Linked DNA regions of Mus musculus: region 1 is linked to region 2. The links are chromatin contacts, found by POLR2A ChIA-PET in ENCODE. All regions are on one chromosome and are shown on one strand. The core of a region is the stretch at or near the end of the contact, and the rest is flanking DNA. Distances in the headings are between cores, read along the strand shown.

Evidence for each region. ChIA-PET counts read pairs that join two places held with the same protein, here RNA polymerase II (POLR2A).
Region 1: POLR2A ChIA-PET joins it to region 2 with 16 read pairs in embryonic stem cell. The contact joins the promoter of Parp3 here to the promoter of Wdr82 in region 2. POLR2A ChIA-PET finds 5 or more read pairs at or near these places in 4 of 5 experiments (Patski and embryonic stem cell).

What each region holds. Positions count from the first base shown.
Region 1 is chr9:106,473,079-106,478,722 of GRCm38, forward strand. Parp3 (poly (ADP-ribose) polymerase family, member 3) reads right to left here and starts at 3,871. Exons shown (of 11, transcript NM_145619.3): 1 at 3,415-3,871; 2 at 2,721-2,904; 3 at 1,945-2,070; 4 at 1,602-1,790; 5 at 1,319-1,442; 6 at 980-1,206; 7 at 603-755; 8 at 355-441; 9 at 1-128. The coding sequence starts at 2,897. It overlaps Rrp9 (RRP9, small subunit (SSU) processome component, homolog (yeast)), which reads left to right and starts at 4,231. Exons shown (of 15, transcript NM_145620.4): 1 at 4,231-4,356; 2 at 4,593-4,675. The coding sequence starts at 4,270.
Region 2 is chr9:106,166,794-106,172,371 of GRCm38, forward strand. It overlaps Wdr82 (WD repeat domain containing 82), which reads left to right and starts at 4,136. Exons shown (of 9, transcript NM_029896.1): 1 at 4,136-4,586. The coding sequence starts at 4,426.

The DNA.
Region 1 (5,644 bases), core at 2,621-5,120, 310 kb after region 2:
ACACGACCACCCGAGTGTGGCATGATTCGGAGCCCACTGGTGAGGATGGCAGCCACCACGGCCACATTGGTGCCGTGCCACAGCAGCCTCCGATTGCCCAGTTTGGAGTGGGCCTGGAACCTGTCTCCCTGAGTGGGGGAAGGTAGAAAATGGCAGCAACATGCCTCGAGAGGGTTCAGGTGTTCCTCCCTCTTCTTGGGTGACCGATGCCTAGGGCCCCATGGGTCCCTGGCATACGCTTGACCTGGAAACTGGTCAAGGTTGTTAAACCAGCTTAGCAAGGGGCGGATAAGTAAATGCTCCCCACCACCCCCAAGGGACAGGGTGGTGATACAGGGGCTGACTCTCCCTCACCTCCCCTTCTCGGTTCACTTTCCAAACATGCCGCAGGTCTGGGCACCTGTAGCTGTTGCCAGTCTGTTTCAGGTAGGTCTGTATTGCCTGTGGAGAAGAAAGGCCAGTGGCCAAAGGTGGGAGACTTGTGGACTAGTGTCCTTGTGGTCTTCCTGCTCCAGAGCGCTCCTTGGGTCAGGGCACATGGGAGGGAATGCTGCAAGCCAGGGGCTCCCAGGGTACCTCCAGGGCAGGTGTTCAGAGTTCACCTTGTACTCGGACTCCCCGGAGTCCAGCAGTTGAAGCTGGCACCTGAGGAGCTGGTAGTCTCGATCCAGTGGGTGTGGCACCTCTTCCACTTTCTCCTCCTCCTCCCCAGGGGCTGCCTGCAAGGTCTGCGCCAACTCGATGTCCGCTAGCACCTAAGATAACGGGCACTGGACCTTGTCTGCCCTGTGGGCTTCCACTTCTGCCCCAGCCCCTCCCATGTGACAGACACCCCACTGCCTATTCCATCTCCTCCCCATCTCTCTGTCCAGCTCTCTCCTCTCTTGGCTCTCAGCCTGTCCCTCTGGACCACGTGGCCATGTGCCCCTCTCCTCTTTGCCCAGGCTGCCTGGTATTCTCTGGGCTGGCCAGCCCTCACCAGCAGCATGTCCTTCTTGGCCTGAAGCACATCAGGGGAGTTGATGGGCGGGGGTCGGCTGCGGCCGAAGTTGTGTGGGATGACAGTGTAGAAGCAGGAGGAGAGCTCTTCCAGGCTCTGGCCATCCCCTGTGGGGTTTTTCATGGCCTCCTCTAGAGCTTCCAAGGCCTCGAAGCCACGGGCAATCTGCTGCTTGGTCAGCTTTCCCAAGGGCATCTTCTTCACATCTGGGGGATGAAGGGACGAGCTGAGCCCTGTAGCCCCTGAGATCAGGGGTGGGGGTGGGGGTGGGGGTGGGGGTCAGGGGTAGCTGCCACCCTGCAGAGAGCTCCTCCTCACCCAGGTTCATGAGGGTCATTGCATTCTTGAACATCTCTTTGCTGAAGATGTTGGTGATAAGGTTCTGGGTGGCAGGGTCTAGGGAGCAGGGCTTGACCACGGTCCTCACAGGGCCGCTGTACACCTGGGGAGATAAGGCCTGCTCGGGCAGCAGCCATTAGGCAGAATGCCCACACAGGGAGCAGGGCCTCGGCTGAGACCAGAGAGGGAGGATGGGACTGGAGGATGGGCTGGCAGGCAGTCCCTCCCCTCTACCCCCTGCTGCCCCCTGCTGCCCCATCACCTTCACTACAGCCTCTTGGCTCTCTGCTTCTCCCTGGACTTCTATAAGTGTGTACTTGTTGGGCTGGGCCACAAAACGGTCCCGCTCCTCCCATTTGTTTTTAGTCTTCTCCCAAAATTTCTTCTTAAAGTCCTTCTTTGCATCTTCCAGGCAGGTGAAGTGGTTCATCTTGCTCTGGCCCACCTCTCCCTGCAAGGGACAACTTTCAGGGGTGTGTCCACCAGCAAGATTTGCTGGTCTCTGGGCTGGGCCCTCCAAACAGCTGCAGACGAAGCCAGCTCTTTGGATGCCCAAGGGGGGGAGGGGGGATGGGGGAGGGCAGCCCGGGCGATGGCTCGCTCACCACGCGGCCCCAGCGATTCCAGCAGAAGAAGCGACTACCCTCCTCCAGCAGTTGGATAATATAGAACTTGTTGTTGTTGTTGCCGATGTTGGTCTGGTTCAGGGTACAGTCATAGTCCTCGTGGACCTGTGTAGGGTGAGTCCGTGGGGCGTGGGCTGGGTGTGTACACCAGGGAACATCATGGGGGGGGCCTTGTCTTTGGCACTTGGGTGTCTCTGCCCTTGGGGGGCAGGGTCACAGTCTGACTGGATGTGATGAAGCCCTGCTGTGGGCTTGGGAATTTGGAGAGGATGCAGCTGCTTCCTGGGTGGGGGAATCTGAAAAAAGACCTGGCTCTGCCCTGAGGGCTCAGTTTGAGGGAACACGGAAGAGGGTCCCGGGGGAAATTGAGTCAGGCCCCTTCCTTGAGTGTGATGCACCCTAGTGTCTGATGGTCAGACATGGTACACCTTGACCCAATGGAATAACAGCCCACCTTGGCAGTCTTCAGAAGACAGGTACGCAATCCCTGGCTAGAACAGAGAACCCAAGGAGGAGAAAGAAGGCTGTGGTCTGCCAGGCGGTGGTGGCCCACGCCTTTAATCCCAGCACTTGGGAGACAGAGACAGGCGGATTTCTGAATTCGAGGCCAGAGGCCAGCCTGGTCTACAAAATGAGTTCCAGGACAGCCAGGGCCATACAGAGAAACCCTGTCTTGAAAAACAACAACACAACAAAACAAGCAAACAAAAACAAACAAACAAAAAGGCTGCGGTCTGAACATGGCTTCAGCTCACCTGTATCCCGGGGTTCCGGCTGAATGGACATGAGGGGTCCACACGGATGACCCGATTATCAGCAGGTGCTGCTCTGAGAGCCTCGGCAGTGGACCGGAAGCTGTCCTCCTCCTCTGTCCCTTGTCGCCGCTTCTTGGAGCCCTCAGTCTGCACAGAGGCCTTTCGTTTTGGAGCCATGGTTCTCCTGGGGCAAGAGGTAGGGAGCGTTCAGATTTGCCCTTTAGGAGGCTGGCCTCCTACTCCTTGGTTTACATATCCCCATCTCCAAACCTGCACTTTGTACCTCAGAGATGCAGAAGCTTAGAGCCCGTCAGTTCTGCCCACCCTGGAGTTAGGAAGCAGTTGGCTCGAGGTGTTCCCCGAGGCAGCAGAAAAAGTGAAAGCCGGCTCACCCCACCCACGCTGGGGCCCTTCCCCTTCTAGAACATTTCCTCCTCCTGTCAGTCATCTGGCTAGGTTGCTGGGCTGAATCATCTGAGCTACAGGGGAAGGACCCTATAAGTTGCCCTTCTGCAGCTGGATCTACCTCTCTAGAGCTTAGGACCAAGTGGTGTAGCCTTTTGCTAACAGTCCTGAGTTCTGGGGTGCCAGCCAAAGTTTCAGGCTTTCAAGTGCCAGAGAGAGCAAGAGCCACTTTAACCTCACCCTTCCCTGCCCTGCAGAGGACTCTAGGGCAGGGCCAAAGGACACTCACCCAAATGAAACAGGACCCTGGAAGAGGTGGCTGTTATCCAGCCCGGTATCAGGAATGCTGAATGTGCCTCCTAAGAAACAAGTTCCAAGTCTGGGATCCCATCTAGCGACCCTTCGTGAGCCTTCAGCTAGTTTTTGGTAGGGATTTCCCAGCAATCACGTGAGGAGGGGAAAGAGCTTGGGGGTGGTGTAGAATTCCAGCTTTTGGCCGCTAGTGGGGTGAGTCAGAGGCTGGGTAGGCTGAGGTTGGTGGCCAGTCCCAGAGATGAAATGACAGTAATGTAGACGTATCCAAAGCCGCTCGGACTGACTGGCCCCTCATGCAGCTTTGACTAGGCACATACAGCATATATCCATTATTTGCCCGGTGATTTTGGCTCTGGGTTCGGATGCTGTCTCCTCTCCAGAGCTGCCTGAATTCCATTCCTTAAGTTTTAGAGTCTGGTTGTATTAGCTTCAATCGCTGTTCCAGCGGAAAAATCACAGAACCCCGCACCTCTGGCTCCACCTTGTGGCCATAAGACGCAAGCACCGCATGCCCTCCTGGCCCCACCCCTCCCTGCTAGTCAGGCGTTAGCAGAGCGCAAGCGCCACAGGCCCAGGCCGGAAATCGCAAGAGAGACTTGCTTCCTACTCCAGGCTGGCGCCGGAGCCTATAGGAGCTCTTGAAGGCGTGTCCAGCTGCGTCGGTCCAATAGACGTTTGGGGGCGTGGCAGGATCTTCTCAAGGGCCCAATGGAGCTGCGGAAGGTGGGGCCCGCTGCGCCGTGGGAACCTATCAGGGCTCCGGGTCTTGCCATGCGGCTGGGGTTTAGCAGCCATGTGAGTTCTTCGGGGTAGCGGCACCTTGAACAGTATGTCGACCGCCGTGGCAACTCGTAAGCGGGCAAAGCCAGCTCCCGGGCCCGGGGCGGCTCCGGTGGCCGGCAAGCGGCGGCGAAAGGTGAGCATGGTGTACTCTTGGGCGCGACCGATCTAGCTCCTGGGAGAGCCATCGTTCCATCCCAGGGCCCCCATCGGGGCAAGTATCTTTGCCAAGGGCTCCGTCAGAAGGAAGCCTACATCTCTTTTCTTCTATCCACCAAATCCTGGGAAACCTTCTACTTGGCCAGGGCCAGGTGCTACTTGCCTCTCTCAGTCCTGGGCCTCGTGACCAAGAGAGGATCGTTTGATTTCCAGGTAGACTCTGCTGCGGACAGGGGCAAGTCCAAGGGTGGCGGCAAAATGAATGAAGAGATTTCCAGCGATTCTGAGAGCGAGAGGTGAGTTTTTACCGGGAGGAAGGATAAACGGAGGCTCGTGGTGACTAGAAGACTCAGTGCGACTGGCAACAGAGCTGGGTGTTTGGCTCGAGATCCTGGGTCTACCCTCCAGTTTCCGGCAGTGAGATATCGTCGTTTATCTCTGATGTGTCTATGGGGAAGACGCTGGGCTCCTGTGGGAGGGAGAGCTTGGGACCTTTTTTCGCTTTATGACATGGAGGCAGGCACAGGTCTGGATTGATTGAGAGGCAAGGAGAGAACGGTACAGAACACATCCTCCTGTTCTTAATTCCATCTTCACACAGTACCACAACGACTGGTGTCCTTGGGCACCTTTTTGAGATGAGGTCTCTGTTGTTTTGCCCAAGGTGGCCTTGATCTCCTGGGTTCGAATGATCCTAGGCTTCAGCTTTGTACTGTCACATATGTAGCCTTCCTAACATTAGGGTCTTGTTTCACTGTTGCGAACACGGGTGAGCAGGCAAGTGGAGAGAGGCCGTGTCAGTGTCTGCAGGTGTGTATCTTGGAGACATGTGTTGTGAGAACAGAAGAAGCCTTTTAAAAAGTTGAGCCTGGAGAGACGAGGAGTGTCCTGGAGCGGTAGGGAAGAGGTTCAGGGACCAGAGACAAATCTGGGGTATTAGTGTGCCAGGGTGGAAGGAAGAAAGGATAAACCGGCAGGTGATAGGTACAGGCCAGGGTAGCCGTGAACTTAAGAGATCTGCCTGCTTCTGCCTCCCGAGTGCCAGGATTACAGACCTGGCTATCAGTTCTGCTTCTAAAAGTGAATATGTGGTGCCTTAATTTGCTCAGCTTTTTTTTTTTTTTTTTGGCAAGGTTTTTCCACGTAGCCATGGCTGTCCTGGAACAACCTGTATAGATCAGGCTGGCCTTAACCTCAAAGACATTGCCTGCTTCTGCCTCCAGGACCTGTGCTAAACACTTTGGGTATTTATTTATTTATTTATT
Region 2 (5,578 bases), core at 2,886-5,385:
GATAAGAGCTTCGGGGACTAGGCAGTTCCTGCTGCCCCTGATCAGTCCATATCTTTGCCCCAGAACAAGACAGCATTGTTTGCCAACAATGGACTTTGTTAAATATGAATGGTTATTTGCCCTTTGCCTTGGGAACAAGGCCAAAGTTGGAGTTGCAGAGCATTGTGTGTGAATCCAGTCTTGGGTGTCTGCTGTCTTCAAGACCTTGTCATCAGACCCTGGGCCAAACTACAAGAGAGAAAGGCAGGAAGGAAGAAGGAAAGAGAGAGAGAAAAAAGCAGCTTTTGTTTTATATTTATTCACTTATATGTGTGTACATGCCACAACTCAAGCATAGAAGGCAAAGGACAGTTTGTGGAAGTCTGCTCTCTCCCACCACCAATGGGCTCCATGATGAACCCGTGTCAAGTCCATCTTGGTAGCAAGCACTTTCACCCCTGACCCATTTCATTGGTCTTAGATAGACAGATCCATAGATGGATAGATAGACAGACAGATAGGCAGACAGACAGATAGATGATTTAAAAAAACTAATAGGTCTTTTCTACCCATGAAGGGAAGCCCAGCCCCTGGGCTAGAAAATTCAAGGCAGAGTGAAGGTATGCCAGTCATGCATTGCAACAGATAGGGGACTGAGGGATGCTGGGAAAACATGGAGGCCGGGTATGCTTTGATATGTTAAATAGGCACCCCAGCCACTTGTCCTGGATCTGAAACCCAACAAAAACCAACAGTGAGGTTGCCACCGAAGAGATTATGATTTTATAATCTCAGATTGATATAAAATGTTATCTCGAAGTCTCCCATAGAACACTTATTTCCTCAAGGGCTCCCCTTGAGGGAACAAAAGGAAGCATTTACTTAGCAAATCAATAAACTCAGGGGGTATGCTGCAGTCCTAAGTGAACAATCCACTACATCTGAAACAGTCTACACAAAGTCACCACTGGGTTCATTGTGTTTTAACATCCCAGCTTTCTTCAGGTGCAGTTACTCTTTACACACACACACACACACACACACACACACACACACACACCCTCTTTTAAAAGGCCTAAAGAAGCCACCTGACTCTAATTATCCCAAGGCTCTAAGGAAGCCCTGCTGGGCACTTTAGCTCAGAGTGTACCTCAATTAGAATTTGTAAGAAAAAAAAAATGGAGAGGTGGCACGTGTCTCTGGAGGCTGGACCTGGGCACCTGGGCAACAGGCCATGTGCTTAGTCCCTTTTCTGTTTTGTTTGCTTTTTAGATTTTTTTTTTAAGTAGTCTTATTATGGATCATAGATTGTTCTCCAGAGAGTCCTGTCTAGTTGCTGAGTGCTGGGATTCCGTGTGTATTCTACTACACCCAGTGCTGATCTTGGCTTGTTTCACCTTAAAAAAAAAAAAAAAAAAAAGTATTTATTTTATGTATGTGAGTACACTGTCAATGTCTTCAGACACACCAGAAGAGGGCATTGGATCCTGTTACAGATGGTTGTGAGTCACCATGAGGTTGCTGGGAATTGAACTCAGGACCTCTAGAAGAACAGTTGAGGCTCTTAACCCCTGATCCATCCTGTTTATGTCATCTTTAAAAGCAAAAACAAAGCCCACTCTACAGCCCTGGCTGGCTCCCACCTCCCTAGTATGAGAAGTGGGAGCCACCACACAAAACCTGGAGCGTTTTTTTTTTGTTTTGTTTTGTTTTCTTGGTTTTTGTTTTGTTTTGTTTTTTTAAGTGACACAGTCCACTCCTAACTCCAGCTTTCCCTCTGCCCTGGAACTAGCTAACCATTTTGGGTCACTTTCAAAGTCTATCCTTTAAGGCAGTGATAATACTGGACTAGAAGCCAGGCAAGCCCACTATAGCAGATCAGGGAGCCGAACCAGCAAGTGAATCCAAGTGACCATCGAAAAATATGAAAAAAATTACTTTTTTTTTTCCATTTTAAAAACAGGATGCGGGCTGGTGAGATGGCTCAGTGGGTAAGAGCACCCGACTGCTCTTCCAAAGGTCTGGAGTTCAAATCCCAGCAACCACATGGTGGCTAACAACCATCTGTAACGAGATCTGACTCCCTCTTCTGGAGTGTCTGAAGACAGCTACAGTGTACTTACATACAATAAATAAATAAATCTTTAAAAAAAAAAAAAAAAAAAAAACAGGATGCTAAATCTTGGGAGGGAGCTTTAACAGTGAAGTCTAAAGAAGGTACAGGGTATAGTTTTTTGTTTGTTTTAAACATTTATTTATTTTTACTATATGTAAGTACACTGTAGTTGTTTTCAGACACTCCAGAAGAGGGAGTCAGATCTCATTACGGATGGTTGTGAGCCACCATGTGGTTGCTGGGATTTGAACTTTGGACCTTCAGAAGAGCAGTTGGGTGCTCTTACCAACTGAGCCATCTCACCAGCCCCAGGGTATAGTTTTGAAAGATACCTTTCAAGGCTTTTTTTTTTTTTTTTTTTTTTGGTAGAGAACATTTTGGTAAATTAAGACTGTTGTTACAGTCAAATTTGTATGTTAAAACAGACCCCTCCAAACACACACACACACATACACTGGCATCTCCTGGGTATATTTGCTTCCCAAATGCTGATATAAAAGAACAGCTTTGCCCAGGAATTAGGAGTCAATTTACCCTTAATAACAGGTTCTACCTAGAAGAAATTACACAAATTTGTAGTCACAGAACAGCACCCCCCCAAAACAAATTCAGTATGTTGATCAATTATATTTGTGAAAATATCAAGTAGATGGGCCACACAGCAAAGCTGTATAGTAGGGAAATTATAGATTTCAGGTGATGTTACAGCCATCTTAGCTTTAGGGTGAATGAAGCTAAACTGAATGATGTCTCTCGAGAAATTTATTAGGAGAATGTTGGAAGTTAGAGTAAATGGCTATTTAAAGTCTAAAGCAAGGCCACCTTAGAAGGCTCAGAAGGTAAAAGCATGTGTGCACGCACTCACAGACACACACACACACTAGTTTTTAAAGAGGCCTAAAATAGTTCCAGATCCTTTGCCTACATTTGATGTCTCCACAATTGCGATGTTGTAGTCAGCCAGTCTGCAGGATCTTTATTGTAGATGCTCTTCAGAAAACTTCAGTTCCCACAGCAAGTCGGGCACATGGCACCAGATCTGTCCTTGCTATCTCAAGCTCCATAGCAGCCTGGATCACCTGGATCACCTAAACTCAAAGGCAATCACTGGGGATTGAGTGCAACCACCTGTGGAAGGTTTTTCTAGAACAGATTTGCAATTTGGAAAGTTGCCATCCATTCAGGTTTCACTCAAACTGGTTCCTTCCCTTCCTCACACCCCGGAACAGATTGTAGCCAGGAACTCTGCCCTTTGTCAGGAGACAACTGCAGTACAAACTTACAATCTTGTCGTTTTCCCTCAGCCAACCACTTCCAGTTCTATCTAGCTACCTTTTTTCTTTAACCTAAGAACCTGAGATGCAACCCCCCCGCACATTTTTCAAGAAGGCTCCATTTTTTTCTCGTGTTCCATTTCGTCGTTTGTCAACCCAGGTTATAAGGGACTCTGGTTGTCATGCCTTTGCAATCACCTGCCAGTGAGTGAAATGTCCCTTCCTAAGGTTCCCCCTCCTCCCGCACTAGAAGTTAGGGATCTTCATGCGCTTCGACTCTCATTAAATTTTAAAAGAAGTTCCAAGCTTCTGAAGTTTAATATAAACCCAGTTGAAAATGCCACTTAAAACTTCGTGCAAGTGTATGTTGTACATCACTCAACTAACAAATCGAAGCCTCCTGGCTCGGCCGTGCAGTGGTTAAGTCAGTCGGTGATGGGTTCACCTGATTCACACCCACACACGAGCAGGCCTCTCCGCCAGGTCCTGCGGCCTCAGAGACACCAGCGTCTCCCCGGGGCTTGAGAGCACCCACAAAGGCACTAGCCCCGAGGCGACCTCAAGTCCTGCCCTCGAGAGAGAGGGTTTAGATGCTCCACGCCCGCAGGTTCACACCCCAGAACCGCGGGCTCCAGCTCCGGGGCCTCAGCAACGGGAGGCCGCCCCGCTGACGTCATCGTCCCGCCCCCCCTCCCCCAGCTCGCGCCTCCGTTCCCTCCCCGCCCCCTTTCCCGGCGTCCGCCGCGACACAAGCTCCTCGCCCTCTGATTTTGCTTCTCCCTTCAAGATGGCGGACACAATGAGCCGGCGGAGCGCCGGTTGGCCCTGAATTGACTCCGGAGAAGAACGGTCAGCGAGGTCCCGTCGTCCGGGCGAGAGAGCGTCGCCTGAGGAAGAGGACGCGGCAGCCCCACTGTCAGCCGTCCTTCGGTTCGTCTCCAGCGCGGCGCCCGCACCGCCGGGGTTGGCCCTGAGCAGCCCGCCCGATCGCTCGCCTCTCGGCCCCGCCCCGGCCCTGCGCCGCCGCTGCCTTCAGCAGCAGCAGCCGCCGCCGCCATGAAGCTGACCGACAGCGTGCTCCGGAGCTTCCGCGTCGCCAAGGTGTTCCGCGAGAACTCAGACAAGATCAACTGCTTTGACTTTAGTCCCAATGGCGAGACGGTCATCTCTAGCAGCGATGATGACTCCATCGTGCTCTATGACTGCCAGGAGGGCAAGTGAGTGTGATAGTGGCCGAGTTCCAAGTGCCCCTCTCCTTCCCTCTGTCGCTGGTCCCCGACTGAGCCCCCACCCCCAACCCCAGGCATGTGGTGCAGGCGCTCTTGCCAGGGCCACCTCCATCCCGCAGTGCTGCAGGAGATCCTCTTTAAGATGATGATGGTTCTTAGTTCATGTGTCTTTGCTCTCTTCCGAGCGCGCTTTTCCCGCTTGCCAAACCCCACCTTGACCTTGACCTTTAAACGCCATGTCCCTGCACCCTGCAGCCGGACGGATAGCCCTTTCCACTCCCCTGGCGACTGTCAGAATGTGCGGGTGGACTCTGAGCTCGATGCAGAACGGCAGGAGCTGTGTTCTGTCCATCAGTGGCGTCCAGCTCTCTGCCTTCACAGCAGTGACCTGGATTCAGCCCTGGCACGGTGCCCGCCCCCTACCCCTCAGCTTCCCGCGCGGCTTTTCTGCAATCAAGCCCCGCGGGATGCAGTTTTTAAGCTGTCAGGATTTATCGATTGTGCCCATGTGAGCTTGCTGTCCTTTCCCAGTACCAATACCCAGGCTTACAGTTAACTTACTAAACAGACTCTTGGAAACTTTTCTTTGCCAGACTCCTGAGAACTTGGCCGCCCCATTCTGGTCAGAATGTGAGCTCTCTTTAAAACAAAGAAAGCATTCCGGAACAATTTAGTGTTTCCTTTTGCATTACAAAAAAAACCCAAGTTTGGCCGCTTAGCCAGTAATCTCAGCATTTGGGCGATAGAGGCAGTCAGACCCTGAGTTCTGGACTTCATAGCAGAGAGACCCTGACTCAAAACAGTTAAAAAACAAAAAACAATAACCGCCAGATTGTGGTTTGCTTATAGTTATCAAAGTTTTGGAATTCTGGAACTGGTTATGGAAATTATGTTAGTTGGAGAACTTGTGTATCTTTGCCGTTTTCATAGCCTGGGTGTGAGGAAGACATTGCCTGTCTCATCTCTGGAAGTTCAAATCC